Regions from separate parts of the Homo sapiens genome. Here region 1 is linked to region 2. The links are chromatin loops, found by intact Hi-C in ENCODE. Cell type or tissue: natural killer cell. All regions are shown on one strand.

Region 1 (8,000 bases), 57 kb after region 2:
TAGGTTTTCTAAATCCCAGCTGGCACAAAATAATAAGATGCATTTATACACTGGCATTGGGTAAAAAGATTCCCCTTGGAGTGGTTTTCAAAATCTTTTCAACATTTATGGCATGAAGTGTTAGGAGCTCTGCTGGTTATTCTCTGCCAGATCTATTCTTTCACCATGAAAAATATCAGCCCACTCACTTGCCAGCTGGCTTCCAGTTGGGTTTAGCCATTGGGAAGCACCAGCAAGAGACTGGGAGTGGAGGGAAGTCAGGATATTTGTTTTTCATTCCCTCTCTGCATTGACACCACTCCCCTGACAGTGACTACATATCTTTTCAATGAATGATCATGCTGGTTGGTCCTCCCTTCATGGCACCAGCTCTCGTTGGATCTAATACTATTAATCTCCTTTGGCCCCCTGGCCCCAAGGGTGGTAATGACTCCTGAGTGTTGATAGTTTCTGGATACATCTCTTAATTCCACTCTCATCTCTGTAAATAGTCCCTTCATTACAATGTCTTCATTTATACGAACTGAATTCTGTTCCAGACTGGGAACTTCAATTATTCAAGGCAAGAGTATCAAATGAAAGAATATACATGAATTGTTTTGTCATCTGTATTGCTCTTTATATTAAAGGGGTTATCATGTTCACTCTGCTTCAAATGTACCAAATGGTAAATGAAGGACACAGTGCTTTTGGGCTCAGGATTCAGAAGTCTTGGCTCCTCAAACGACGATCTAAAGTCATATCTCATTGAGAAAATATAAGTGGCTGGGCACAGTGGCTCATGCTTGTAATCCCAGTGCTTTGGGAGGTCAAGGTGGGAGGATCGCTTGAGGTCAGGAGTTTGAGGCTGCAGTGAGCTATGATAACATCACTGCACTCTGTCTGGGTGACAGAGCATGAGCCCATCTCAATAATTAAAGTGTATATATTAAAATGTATATATATATGTATATGTAAACTGACAGTGTCTTTCATCTTCCCATCCCCAAATCCACCATTTCACTGGTACTCTGTTGCCCTTATCCCCTGCCCTCTCCTGTTAGCATGGAAGGCCAACACTTCACTGTGCTCTGGGTCTCCCCCTTTCTCAAGGACGTTGATCCTGCATTTGTCCATTTTCTCTCCCACAATATCAACTTTTCTCTCTGTGGGTTTATTTCCATTGTCATTGAAATATGCCTCTGCATCTCCAATTCAAAACCAAATAAAACAAAACCTTAAACTCTCATCCTCTCTAGCTACTTATTTCTCTATTCCCATTTTTAGCAAAACCTCACTGTTATCAGTTTCTTTTCTCCCATTTACTTTTCAATCATTCCATTTGACTTCTGTGTCCATTATTCCACTAAATCTTTTATTTTTCAAAGTTACCAATCAGCTCCACACTGCCAAATCCAGCAGTTACTCCTTGATCCTTATCTTACTTTATGACTCAGTAGCATTCAACCCAACACAACCCAAGTTGATGACTCTCTTTCCTGGAACACTTTCTTCTCTTGGCTTCCATAGCATCACACTCTCTCAGCCTCTCTCTCAGGCTCTTCTTCTGTCTCCTCTTTTTCTGCTAAGCTTTTAAATGTCAGCATGCTCTGTGGTTGAGTCCTCCCGCTTTTTCTTTTATTTATTTTTTGACAGTTTTTAAAATTTAAAACTTCTTAAATTTTAAATTAAAAATAAAACACTTTCACTACTATTTTCTAGATGAACTCATTTAGTCTCTTGGCTAAAATACCATCTATATGCTGATGACTGCCCAACTGGTATCTTCAGCCTTCGCTACCCAATTAGTATGTCCAGCAGCCTACCTGGCAAATCCAATTCAACGTCTAAGTTCAGACTTAACTCATTCAAACAAAACTCCTGATCTCTCCCTCCCCTGAGTTCATTGTTCCTCGCATCTGCCTCATCTCCAGAAATGGCACCACCAACCATCCTCTCAGTTACCCCAACTAAAAACCTAGCCATTATCCTTTATTTCTCATGTTCCTTCACATCCAATCCATCAGGAAGTCTTGATTCTACCTCCAATATATATCTCAAACCTGTTCATTTCTCTCCATCCTTGGCCTCACCCTAGTTGTAGCCACCATGATGCAATGACTTAATCGACCTCCTTGCTTCCACTCTTGTCCACCTACAATCTATTCCCTATACAGAAGTCAGGACAAACTCCTAAAACCTATAAATCAAGTCATGCACTTAGTACACTTCAGTGGATTCCATTCCACTTGGAATAAAACGGACTCCTTACTGTGGCCAAAAAAGCACTACATGTCCTGGCCTCTTTAAATATCATCCACTTCATTTCATACCACATTGCTCCTCTCCACACCTCTAATTGTACCTCAAACACTCCCAGCTTATTCCTACCTCAGGGCCTTTGCATTTGCTATTTTCTTCAATGTAGTCTTTCTTCCCTTGAATTACTGATGTCATTTTGGTCTTAGTTTCAATGTCACATCCTCAGAGAAGTCTTTTCTAAACTACCTAAGGTATTCCTTACCCTGCCTGAGTTTTCTCATGGTACTTACCATTATCTGAAGTTATCTGCTTTATTTATTTAATTTTTTATTTTCTAAATCTCCAGTAGAATACAAGTTTCATGAGACCTGGGCCTTGTCCACTTTTTCCACAACTATATTTCCAGGGCCTAGAATGGTACTGACACATGATTCATTCAACATTTCTTGAGTAAATGAGTGAACTATATCGAATAGGAAACACGTTAACTTTTCACAGATATTTAGAAATTGAGTTTGCTTTCGTCATTACCTATTTCATTCGTGAAATGTAATATACACATTTATCTTCTTCCTGGTCACAGTTTGCAAAAGAAATTCAAAGTTACAATTTGGTAAATCATTTTTAAAAAGTGTTCATCTAGCTTGGTTATAGTTTTGTAAATCTTTCATTAATTCTTCTAAACTTGTACTCTGTCCAGGTAGGGTTAGTATTACTTTATGTTTTCTGGCCCCACATAATTTCCATAATAATTATTTCTTGCCACAAAAATTCTGCATAACCAACCACCCCAAAACTCAGTGCCTTAAAACAGTAATCACTTACTTTTGCTCAAGTTTCTGTGAGTTGGTTACAATCAGCTAGTGCAGGCTGGGTGCTGCTGGGGGCCCTAGCCTACATGCCTCCCTGCTTCCTTGGGCCAGTAGGCTAGTGGGGGTAGGTTATCTCATGATGATGGCAGAACACTGAAGAGTAACTGGAAATACCCAGGGCCTCTGAAGCCTAGGTTTGGAGCTGGCGTGCTGTTTCTTCTGACTCATTCTGTTGGCCAAAGCAAGTCACACTACTGAATATAAAGTCAAAGGGCAGGAACTGCAAAGTCACATGGAACATAGCACTGACATAGAGAAGGTAAAAAGTCAGGGGGCAATAATGCAATCAAACCTACCACAATTACAAGGGGTGGCTTTTCAATGCAGCATTTGACAATACAGTCTTTACAGTGTACCCTTCCTCACAGGTAGCAGTGTTCATATTCCTGAACACTCTGGTGAAACTACAGTGAAAAGAAGGAACTGTGACATATACTTGTAGGGTATGCATTAGAATGTTCACAAGAACCATGGACAAAAGCCAGCTTATTCAGTATGGATGGCATCTAAAACTTGCCATCTCAACTTTCCTTTATGGCTGGTTAGCATCTTCCCATAGATACTCATATGTGAGGAAAAGGGACTTAGACGTGTCCTGGGTGAGATCAAAACTAAGTCACCTATGGAAGGATTCCAGGAACTAAAGGGTTTACCATGAAGAAAACTTGGGGAAGAGATTAAAATTGTCTTCAAATATCTGAAGTGTTCTTTGTGGGAGTTGGTTTAGACTTGTTCTATGGGGCCACAAAAGGCAGCACCAGAGTAGATGGATAGAAATTATAGGAAATAGGATTGGGCACAACATGTGGCAGAAAATTCTAGCCATCAGCACTGTCTAATGATGGAAGCATTGCCATCACAGAGATATTAAAAAAGAGCCTGAAGAGCAACACTTAATAAGCATTATTGTAATTAGCATAGCAGCTATCATTTATTGAAGCCCTACTAAATACCAGGAGCTGTGCTAAACACTTTAACCATGTTCTAACTCTCAACAACAAGCATTGTTCACAACTCACAGCTGAGGAAATCAAAGCATAGAGAGATTAGGTAATTTGTTCTAGGTCAAAGGGACAATGGGTGGAGGAGCTGGGACCTGGCCCAAGGTCTGTCTGATTCCAGAGCCCCTTCTCTTTCCACTATACCTGGCTGCATGCTGAATCACCATTCGTCAGGATAAGGAATTCAAGAATAAAGTGGGAGCTGAGCTTTACGAACTCTTCCAGTCCTTATGGCTACAAGTCTAAGAAATCTCACTAAGGTCACAGCCACTGCACATTTCGTGAAATAGCTTTTGTACTCTGGTGATTTCTGAAAAACTCTTGTGAACTTTGGTTGATGGATACTAATCTTAAAAATTGCCTTTAAGAACTCAGGGTTCTGTGCTTAAGATTCACAATCATATTCACACTTCACCTTTACCTTGCACTGCTTTTCCACAGTTTCAGTGACGTTCCCAAAGTACGGCTTGTTAATCCTCACATGGTCTCTGTGGGAGTGAGTGCTGGCAAATGGTAAGGCTGGCAGAGGATGACTCACTCAGCCAAGGGAGGCAGAGATGTGGTTAGGGAAAGAGCAGACAGAAACACTCTCTCTCTACACCCAGTCCAGAACTCCGAGGTAACTCCTCTCCAGTCCTGGTTCTACTTTTCAACGAGAGAATGGTTCAGTGTAGTCACTTGCCCTCATTCCCACCACCAGCTCTCCCACACATAAGCTCCAGCTCTATACAACCTCATCAGGGATATGTCCCTTCCTGCCCTCATTCCGTACAGCATGCTCTTCTTCCTTTTTGAACAACCTCATCGGGGATACGTCCCTTCCTGCCCTCATTCTGTACAGCATGCTCTTCTTCCTTTTTGAGAGGAAGAGCCTCCCTTTGAAAGACGAGATTTTCAAAGTGGGTGGTCAAGGAAGATCTACCTTCCAGGCTGCTAGATTTTATTTTCATATTTTGAGATAATTGCTGCAAGCTGATTTAAATATTTCAAAGAATAATTCCATTTTGTTTTCATCTTTAGGCTTTTTAAAATGCAGGGTGTCATACTAAAAATTCTAATAAGTAAAATGTGCAACGCATAATAAAATGTGCGTATTTTTTCATTACCATCTGCTTCTCCTTACACTTACAGGAAAAGACTTCTTTAAAGGGTTGAAGCCTCAGTGGGGTACACAATGTTGATCTTACATACTCTGCCATTTGACTAGGGGAGTAATGTAAGCTGCTAGAGAAGCATATTAATTAAAGACTCACTCAACCTGCAGACCACTTGCTCAAGAAAACAGAAAAACTAAGCGGATTCTGGAGAGTCATCTGTCTCTGGGCCAACAGCCTATTTTCCACCGTTAGACTCAGTGCTGGCATCCCATAGTTTATGAGATCACAATCAGGGTGGAAAAGGCTAGCCATCTTCTACCTCTTCTTTCTATCCAAATGCATTATTCCCTCCTAAAACCATCACAGGTAAGTGGTTGTCTGGCCTCTACTTGGACCCCTCCAATGACAGGATATGGCTTCCTAACTATTCTATATAGCAACTGTTCATTCTACTTCAAGTAGAAATAATTTTTGACACCACTAACCAACATTGATAATGAATCTACCCTATGGAAAGCACTGTCCTAGGTACTAAAGGAGATCTGAAGAACCATATGAAAACTGCTGTTATTGCCTGAAATAAGCTCCTTGCCTCTGAGAGAGAAGACCTGCTCCCTGATGATCAGAGTCTCGTGAGAGAAAACTGGCAAAGGGTGGTGATGCAGACCCTGCTCCTTGCTGATAAGAGGTGGGGGCCAGCTTTCCTACAGTGAAGGCTTGTCTGGGGGATGAGATGGAAATGCCTTGCTGCAAGATGAACATGAAACATGAAAACAAACGTCCAGCACCAGGCAGCAACTCCGGAACAGTCACTTCTTCTCCTTTGTTTTGGTTTCCAAGGAAATCTCTTGATGTGTGAAGGTATTTTGAGTGTACCAGAGACAGATCAGCATATGAAGGATAGGCAAGCTGTCAGCATTGAGGGCCTAACATGAAATAACAGGTGTGCCACAACCAGAGGCCAGAGGGTGGTAATGGGAAAGCTAGGATCAGAAAACCTAGGGGCAAGGTTAGAGCAGAGCCTGTGGTAAGGCTGAGGTTGATAATGGAGGTCAGTATCTCCAGAAACATGGTTAGGCTGGGTCTAGGTTGAACCTGGTAGGTATACACACAGAATTCTAAATAAATAACTATGTGATAAATATTCCAAAGAAGTAAAACCTATTTGTCAGCAAGATTATTACATTCATTAAATCCTGTTTGGAGACTGTATAAAAATTGGCAAGCTGAAAATAAGATCAGTAGAGTTTGTTTTCTGGTCGTTGTTTGTTTAGTTTTTTAGAGCGGACGGCAGCAACTTAGGCAGGAAGTGCATGTGAAGAAACAATGTGGTGATACAAACTTTGAACTTGTATACCGTCTATGACCTGAGCCACTTCATACATATCACCAAGGCCACTTTGGTCTCTGTTAGTCCCCAGCCCCTCAAGACTCAGGGGAGGAGAACAATCGGGAGAAAGCAAGTGATCTGCTAAGGATTAAGTCCTGCTTTTCAGGGAAAGTGAGAATCCATTATGGTTGCCACCAGCAGGATGCTTGCAAGAGTTTAATGTAAAGCTCTCCTGGGAGAGAAGTGAGAGGAACCCTGGTTTGTAGTGTTCACGTATTTGCATGGTGTAAATACTTCCACTATGGCCAGTTTCAAGCTACCAACATGAAGTCACTGAACATGCACCTAGGAAGAGATGCTTGCAGTCAGCTCTCAGGACAGGTGTGGGCCACCTCCAGCATGCACCCACAGCAGCTGCAAGCCTCCTCAAGAGGGCTGGTGCTTGCTGGGCTTCCTTTTGTATTCCTTCCTGTCTGGTTTCCTTGCTCCCCAGGTGTTCCTGAACCCATTCCACTCCTCATCTCACTCCTAATCTCATGCCCTCTGGGCCTTGCCCAATGACTGGACAGTTAATCCAGATCAACAAATTCCTCTGCAGGAGACAAGGACTTCAAGGGTGAATCCTCTCAGAGAAATCCACATTGCAACAGCAGTTTCTTGAAGTGGTTGGTGCTCTAAACCAAGAACAAAAATGTTAATATAAGGTGAGAATTTGGGAGAAGGGAAGCTCAGTTCCTTGTAAAGCTTGTCCTGTTCTTCTTTCTGGGATAACCTGGTATGTCATACCCTGGCCCACATAGGACAGCCTGCCATATAGTTAGACTAGTGTCTATTTCTTGTCATATTATGGTGTCCAGGAATTTATGGAGCTCTGAATATCTTGGTTACAATTGGCTTTTAATTATTTACTTGTAATGGCTGGGGGACACCATAACATGGACAATACACAAGCTTTAAATTAACCCTGACCTGCAATTTCAAACTTTTACAACAGGCCTTTAAGCGGAGTCTTACTAAAGCAGGAGAGGGGCTGGCCAGGCTCATCTCTTCTCTCCCACCCAACTGCTGGGGCAGTGATGACAGCTGGTGCCACAACCAAGGCCACAGACACAGAAGAGGGAAAAATCTGGTTAACCCACCCCCAGACAAAGGTGATTTGTTCTAACCAAGCCTCCCTCAACTCCTGTTGCAGAGAAGCCAACGTGGAAAAGACTTGAAGGAAAAGAACCCATGCTTCCTGCCTCTGTTCTATTGATATTCACTGTCCTGCTGGGGCCAGAGTAGTAGAGCAGGAAGGAGGAGCAGGCCTTTCAAGTTGCACAGCATCTAGGTACACAGGAACAGACCTGTACAAAATGAGCACATGCCCACACAAACCATCCCTGAAGCAAGCGAGTGGCTGAAGAACCACACTATTCTCTCTGGGTGAGAACACCTGATAATGATATGTTACGTTTTT
Region 2 (8,000 bases):
GCTAAACCAAGTGGAATCAAAGGTATTATCTTTGTTTTATTTTCCCCAAAATTCAACTGAATGGTAACATGTAAGTGCTATATTAAAAATGAAACTATTCCCTATAATTATGAGGTATACATTTTATTTCAAGAGTTTATCTTCATATAAACCCAGTTTTGGATTCAGACTTAACAGGCATGTGACCTAATCTGTCAGTAGCTGATATTCAGGAATCAAATCTTAATGAGTTACTGGCCTTCAGCTTTGCCAGAGTTTACCATGATAGAAATCACTTAGCAAATTTAAGGATCACTTTCTTAACCAGGGTTTTAATGTAGTATAAGAAAGAAAGAAAGAAGTAGAAGTAGAGTTATCCTACAAAGTGAAAGGAAACTAAACTTTTTAAAAAATGGATGTTAATAGAATTGCAGAGTGGTTTCTTTGGCAGTGAGCATGCAGTTTTTGGTGGATAAATGTTTAGTAAGAGTAAGTGCATTATATAATGAATGGAAGAATGTATTAATTAGTACCCTGATGGGGGTAGTTAAAAACAACTACAAACTATGTACCTTATGTACTTTGGCATTTTTTTTTTTTTCAGTTACTAAGCAACTCTTGTTCCCTGTCAAGCCATATATTAGAGAGGATGCTACTCTCACAGACCAAATTCTGGCCTAGTTCCTGGGTTTCATTTGTTAAATATGCAGTCCTCTAGGGGAAGAATACAGGATTCATTTTAAAGGAAAATAAAATTCTTGCCTAATCTTCAAGAATAAGTACATAACTCCATTTTTAGACACAGTGCCTTAAATTAAATCCTTGTTCAGTAAAGATCTCTTTTGCGTTGATAATTTATGAACTGAAAAATAAGGTTTGTCTTAATGTAAGAGAATTATAGTATCATTAAGATAAAAACAGAATATTAAAAAAATTTTTTTTGGTAGAACTTGCAAACCAGAGAGTAAGTCTGTGAAAATCAGCTCAAAAACATTCTTATAGAGTTAACAAGTTACTCTTCAGAATTTTTTTCTGTTTTCCTCTGGATGAAGACTGATCTGGGGTTGGCTAAATTTTCTGGGACTATTTCAGATTGAGACAGATTTCTGAGCTCATTATAATTCAAAGAGGCTATTCCATTTTATGGTTTTTATTTAGTATTAACATTCTCAATTACCTCTTTGCCCTACTTGAAGTAGTCTGTAATGCCTCGGTTCAAATACTGGCATACTAATTATAAGGTAGTTGTTACTATGGCCATCTTGGCTAAATATTTACTTAAAAGGTCTTCCTACTCTATTCAGTTTTTAACCAAAAGTAAACATTTTCATGTTTTCTTTCTTCTGCATGTGATGTGTCCAGAAGACACTTTGTTACCATTGGGGAAGGAAAGTATTATTTTCTAACTTCAAGTTGTTCAAATGTGTATTTATAGTGGTATAATTATAACAGATACATAGTGATGGTATAATAGCAAATATATAGCATTCACTGTTCTAAATGTTTACATGTAATAACTCACTTAATTCTCACATCACCCATGTGAGGTGGTTATAAATGTTTACATGTAATAACTCAGTTCTCGCATCACCCGTGGTTATGGGTAATACATCACCCCTGTGTTGTATTACCTAGACAACCATGTGAGGAAACTGAGGTACTGAAAGATCTAATAAGTTAAACAAGCAAATTTCTAAATGGTGGTAGACCTGAGGTTTAAACCCAGGTAGTCAACCTCCAGAGCCTGTGCCCTTAACTTACTCTATAACAAGTGATTTTCAGATTTATTAAAACTATTACGTAATGTTGGAATCCTAGGAATGGAGCTGAATGTGATTACACGTAACAAACTACAAGTATACATTGAGAATTCCTCTGGAGTGAGGAGTTACAACTCATACTTTTTATAATGTATGAAAAAACCTAAAATTGGATATATTTACAACAGTTGGAGAATCTACAGAAATGGTCCATTTTAAGAAAATAAATTAATAATTTCTTTAAAATATGTACAAATTGTATCAGTAGAGAAATTGTATCATTGTAGATGTAGATTTGCTGTGAAGCTACTAAAGCTGAAGTTTTGGGGTCTCTTATTTGCACAGGTTCTTTCTAAGCTAATTTTTTTAAAACACCATTTATGAAATGTAATCATGCCATAAAGTTTGCCCATTTTAAGTATATATATATAGTTCAGTGAATTTTAGTATATTTACAGAGTTAAACAACCATCACCAAACTCTTGAATTTAGAGCTTTTCCATCACCCTCAGAAGAAACCTCAACTGTGCCCATTTACAGTTACTCCACATTACAACCCCAGCTTCCAAGCTAATTTTGAATTCTTTCCTTAAAGAGTGCCCCCAACATTAAATAAGCTTCATGCTCCTTAAAATCTGAACTGCCCTTGGTTGTTTCCTTTGGTTACCTTGTAAAAAAAACTGTATTTCATTTGGTTTTGTAAATATTTTATTTAGCTAATGATGGATTCTCCAGTCAGGAAGGTAAATTAATCCTTTAGTTAGGAGGATAAATTATTGAATGACCCTGATATTGCTAAAGGAAAAGTAAATGCCTAATATCTTGTTTATCAAAATAAAAATGTTTCAAGTAATTTAAATTAGGGGCTTTGCAAAAGTAATGAAAATATGTATGTGATGACTGTAATTGAGAGAGATGGCTTGCTCCCTTATGTTGTCTTGCTGAACAATGAAACAAGAGTACTTACAACTGGAATGTGTACATAGCATTTATTTGAGAAAAATCAATGTGCTGGTTAAAGGTTTTAGTATCCCTTTTGAAAATTTACTAGAAAGTAAGAAAGTGCTATCTTAAGTAGGAACTCCAAAGTTATTTCACTAAGACACAGATTCTCATAGTAGAACCTAGGTACTTCTTTAGCTGTCTGTGTATGTTCGTTCTTACGCTGGGAAAGAATGTGCTCTATAGCTTGAATGAATATAATGTGCTTTTTTGAAAAAGATACTCTGTATTGTAGTGGTATTCTGGTATATGATGGTATATTTTAATTATGTCACTTTAATATTTTATTCTGTAGTGTTCAGAGCGATACTTTAAACAAGCATAAGATTGTTTTAAATTAGGAATATACATTTTTCACAATCTTTTATATTTACTTTTAGGTGAAAGATATTCTCTCAAAGGTCCAGAAAAATCATGTGGGAAAACCACTGCTGAAAATGGATTTAAATTCAGAACAGGCGGTAAATCCCCCTTTTTGTTATTAGTTTTATGTAATTACATTAGTGAATATGACTTAATTTTATAAATGAACATCTATTTTGCAATATGTAGCATGCATATATTATTTTGTAGAATTAAAATTGATTGATATTCTGGAGTAATATGTCCTAACATTTCTTTAGTTAAATTATTAATTTTTAAAAATACCTGGCTGAGGATATTGATAGTGCTCAATGTGCTAGCACAGTTGTGATTTGAAAAGAACAGAGGCTCAAAGCCAGCAAGATGAGTTATTGGTATTTTCTTTCCTTGTTGGTCCAGACTGCTTAGCAGGTAAATGTTTTACTTAAATTAACAAATTTGATTATAGATAAAGTATACTCTACCAACGGGTGGAGTTTAATTTGTATGTTTAATGTCTTCTGGATATCATAAATGTTCTTTCAATTATGCTTTAGTATTTAAATAATTTACCATAAAGTCTCATGGGAACAGAAAATGGTCAGTAAGTACATCTTTTGACTCAGTAGGAAGTACTTAGCACAATTTTCAGATTTCTTTTCTTTGCAGAATGAAAGAATCTAAAGTTTATTATTTTTGTTTCCAAATTTTTTAGGAACAACTGGAAAGAATCAATGATGCTCTTTCCTGTGAATATGAGTGCCGCCGACGAATGTTAATGAAACGATTAGATGTGACTGTACAGTCCTTTGGATGGTCTGATAGAGCAAAGGTAAGGCTGTTTTCCCATATGTGTCCTGTAGGTGGTAGCCTATAACAGCTCTTCTGGCTTGCTTGTCTGTTATGTAACCATGCCACATTTGTACTTCATCACCATCTCAACTACATGCCCAGGCCAACTACTGGTCTTACAAGATGATCCTGGTCTTGTATAAATCCCTGTTGCATATAACTTAATTTCTCCCCACATTTTTGACATTTATTTTAAACTCATAGATATTGTGATTTATGCCAGGATATGCATAAAAGAAGGGGCATCATATGAGATAATGAGATAGATACAGTGAGCAGTGTAAGAAGAAAGCAGGATATAAGAATAGTTGCAGGTAGTACTGATGCCAACAGGCCTTAAAAGTATCTTAAGGCTGGATGAATATAGAATGTGTTTCAGTTGAAGAGGGGGTTGGGAGGTGAGGGCATTTCCAAATTTGAATCTCTTCAGATAGCTTTCTAAAGAGCTGTCTCCCATCATTCCCATTTTATGCCTTTAATCTGTACCCATGCTTAGTCTGGGATCACTCCTCACCCCCGCTCTCCCTACCCTGCATCATTGCCTGGAAACTCTCCAGGCAGTAAGCTGAGATAATTATAGGGCTTCTCCTCATTTAGGGATCATTGTCCTGTGTTCCTTGATGTCCAGTGTCTGACCATCATTGGTTCACATCACATGGGTTATCCAGTTTTTTAGTTGTTTCAGGTGGGAGAGTTAATCTGGTGCCGATTACTGTATCTTGACTGAAAGTGGAATTTCAGGTATTATTATTTTTACATTTTTTGAATTAACTGGGCAGTTCTTCTGCCCCATGCTGGATCAGTTGGGGTCACTTATGCCAGCAGTTCCCAACCTTTTTGGCACCAGGGACTGGTTTCATGGAAAACAGTTTTTCCATGGAGGGTTGGGGGGCAGGGCGATGGTTTTGGCATGAAACTGTTCCACCTCAGATCATCAGGCATTAGCTTCTCATAAGTGTGGTGCTTCTGTTACCTTCTTGTCTTTCACATGACATCTCTTTCCATGTGATATATTAGTTTCCTATGGCTGCTGTGAAAGTTTACCACAAATTTAGTAGCTTAAGTAATACAGATTTATTCTCTTAAAATTTGGAGATTAGCAGTCCTAAAGTGAAGGTATTGGCAGGGTTGCATTCTTCCTGGATCCTTTAGGGGAGAATCTGTTTCCTTGCATTTCCTAGCTTCTAAATGCCACCTGCATAGTTTAGCTGTTGGCTTCATCTCCTCTCTTCAGAGCCAGTAGCCCGGTAGAATCTTCCAGCCTTTCTCTCTCTCTCTGCTTCCATTGTCACATCGCCTTCTGTCTCTGACACTCCTGTCTCTCCCTTATGAGAACCCTTGTGATTATATTAGGCCCACACAGATAATACAGAATAACCTCTCCATCTCAAGATGTTTAACTTAATCATACCTGCATCTGTAAGGTAGCATTCACAGGTTCTAGGAAATAGGATGTGGACCTCTTTGGAGGGCTAGTCAACTTACAAAGGGGCTTCTAAATGAATTTTATTTTTTCTTGCATTGTATTTCTGCAATATGATAAAATGCTTTTTTTTAAAAAACTATACTTTAAAAAATTAGGTCTTCTAATGAGTTCTCCATTTTCTGTATACTTTTTCTCTCAGAAACTTGCATCCACTTACTGCAGTTTTGCTGTTTGCATGGCTATCCTTGGCTGCTCTACTACCTTCTAGATCCCATGGCTCACTCTTTATTTACCCCTTGTTCTGCTGTAGGAAATCCACAAGTAATTTCCAAACAAGGAGTGCATAGGAGGTGATTTTTGTCAATCTCTTTGCATTTTGAAAATGTTTAGTCTGCTTTCACATTTGAATATAAAATTCTAGGTTGAAAATGTATTTCTCTAAGAATATTGAAGGCATTGCTTCATTGTTTTCAAGTATTTAGTGCTGCCATTAAGAAAACTGACTCCATTCTCTGTGTTTTTGTGTGACCTGTTATGTTTCTCTGTAAGCTTTTGGGCTCTTTATCCTTGGAGTTCTGAAATTGCACAATATGTGTTGGTCTGAATTTTTTTTCATTCATTGTGCCCTACTAGATGGACCTTTCAATATGTAGACTGTTTTAGCTTTTATATTTTCCTTTATTACTTTTTCCCTTTTTTCTGTATTCTCTTTCTGAAATGCTTTAGTCAGATATTAAACATTCTAGATAGACTCGCTTAAGTTGTTTTATTTTTTCCCCTCATTTTCTCTCTCCTTTTTTAATTCAGTTTCTCAGAAATGTTTTTAACTATTTTATACTTGGTGTTGAATTTTTGTTTCTGCAATTATTTTTTAAATTTCCATAAATTCTTTTTGATTCTTGATTTTTTAAAAATATATTTTGGTATGCTATCATCTTGATTAAAGATAGAAACTTTGCTTTTTTTTTTTTTTGCTTTCAATTATCTGTTTCCTCTAGCATAATTTTTTGTTTATTTGTTTTTCTTGGTCTCTCCCATGTCGGTGGCTTCCTCAGCTGCATGGTAGTTTTTGGTTGTCCATATTTAAGAGTAAAGCACTGGCTGGCCATGGTATTGTGTGCCTATAGTCCCAGCTACTCAGGAGGCTGGGGCGGGTGGATTGCTTGAGCCCAGGAGTTTGAGGCTGCAGTGAGCTATAATCATGCCACTGCACTACAGCTTGGGCGACAGAGCAAGACTCTGTCTCTAATGATAAAGGCAGTTGGGGTTGGGGGGCAGGTGCTGTGCTCACACCTATAATCTCAACACTTTGGGAGGTTGAGCTGGGAGGATTACTTGAGGCCAGGAGTTCAAAACCAGCGTGATCAACATAGCGAGTCACAGTCTCTTAAAACAAAAAGAAAAGAGTAAAGCACTATAAAGCCTATTGGGAACTACAGTCGTTATTAGGGATGGTTAATGTCAGGTTTTGGAGCTGGCCGATGTGCTGTGGCAATTCTTAATGCCAACGTGTAGTCTTTGTAGCTGCTCATTTTCTCAGGAAGATAAACCTCATTTTTTTTTCCTATATACTGTGTTTTTCTTTGTCCAGGAAAGGAGTAGCAGCATGTCACCAGGGGTTGGAGGGATGGCCTATTTTACAAATAGACTTTGAGTGTTTTGAAATGTTGGTTCCCTTTTTATCTGTCTCTCTTTCATTCTTCTTGTCATAGGATATATGTACCTTTTATAATTTAGTGTCTTCAGTATGATTCATTTACCTAGAAATCCTCCCTCGTGTGTTTTACATAGAGTCCCTTTCCAAACACCTGACAGATACAGAAAAGTGAAGAGTGATTAGAACAGGGATTGAAGACCATCATTCATGCATTTTCTTTAATAAACATTCAGCACTTTGTATATGTCAGGTACTATGTACCTGGTTCAGGATGAATATCTCAGTACTCCGTATGATTAGGTATAGAAGATTTGTGTGTGTAATATCTAATCAGCTTCTTGGGTGGTTAAAGCCTGATTCACTTCTGCATGTGTGCCAGGATAAACTCCAGGGATGTCTGTGTATTTCATTGGAGTAACTGCTTTGTGCAAGAAGCTCGAGTGCTGTTAAGAGCTGTAAGTTACCAACGAAGCAGATGACATGATTGCTTACCTCAAGAAATGGAATAGAGTTCAGATGTGTGGGAAGCACCAGCATTACTGAGCTCTGGAAACTTAAATAGAGGTTTTATCTATGTTGGGTCTCCAGTTTAACCTAACAGAATTTTAATGAGAAAAAGGAACGTAGGAATATTAGGCAAATTGTGAAGGGTATTTGCATTAAAATTGTCTTAACGTACTTTGATATTTTCAATGTTGGCATTAAGATTACAGAGAAATCCAAAATAAGTGAGTTTTGATATATTCTTTCAACATTCAGTGACATAGATTCATGGGCATGTTTGACCCCTGAACTGGACTTAAATGGGAGCTTTGAGCAAATATTCCTTTAGGAAATATCTTGATATTTTATCTTCTCATGTTGGTCTTTTTTCTTCATGTTTTAGGACAAGGAGTTTGTGTTTTTGTTTTTTTCTTATTTGGGAAGGTTTTTAAAAATATATTTTCCTTAGACTATGCATGGATCAGTTTTGGCCTTTCAT

The links. Hi-C counts contacts between places; a loop is a spot of excess contacts. Peaks named below come from ENCODE experiments on the same cell type or tissue, not always from the same donor. Only the 100,000 strongest peaks of a DNase experiment are listed, where the experiment ranks them.
Region 1: a loop joins it to region 2, with 2.1 times the contacts of the local background. A loop is called at or near these places in 5 of 110 quality-filtered maps.

The regions. Positions count from the first base shown.
Region 1 is chr15:38,527,049-38,535,048 of GRCh38, forward strand. All of the region lies in intron 2 of RASGRP1 (RAS guanyl releasing protein 1), which reads right to left. Among named protein-coding and RNA genes, the nearest start is that of RASGRP1, 34 kb to the right of the region's middle. RefSeq lists an enhancer at 3,305-3,364. In natural killer cell, no CTCF peak of the experiment used is centred here; DNase peaks (open chromatin) are centred at 3,250 and 6,551.
Region 2 is chr15:38,470,384-38,478,383 of GRCh38, forward strand. It overlaps FAM98B (family with sequence similarity 98 member B), which reads left to right. Exons shown (of 8, transcript NM_173611.4): 4 at 1-22; 5 at 3,122-3,202; 6 at 3,799-3,915. Among named protein-coding and RNA genes, the nearest start is that of FAM98B, 20 kb to the left of the region's middle. In natural killer cell, CTCF peaks have their summits at 3,915 (motif pointing right) and 4,117; a DNase peak (open chromatin) is centred at 3,968.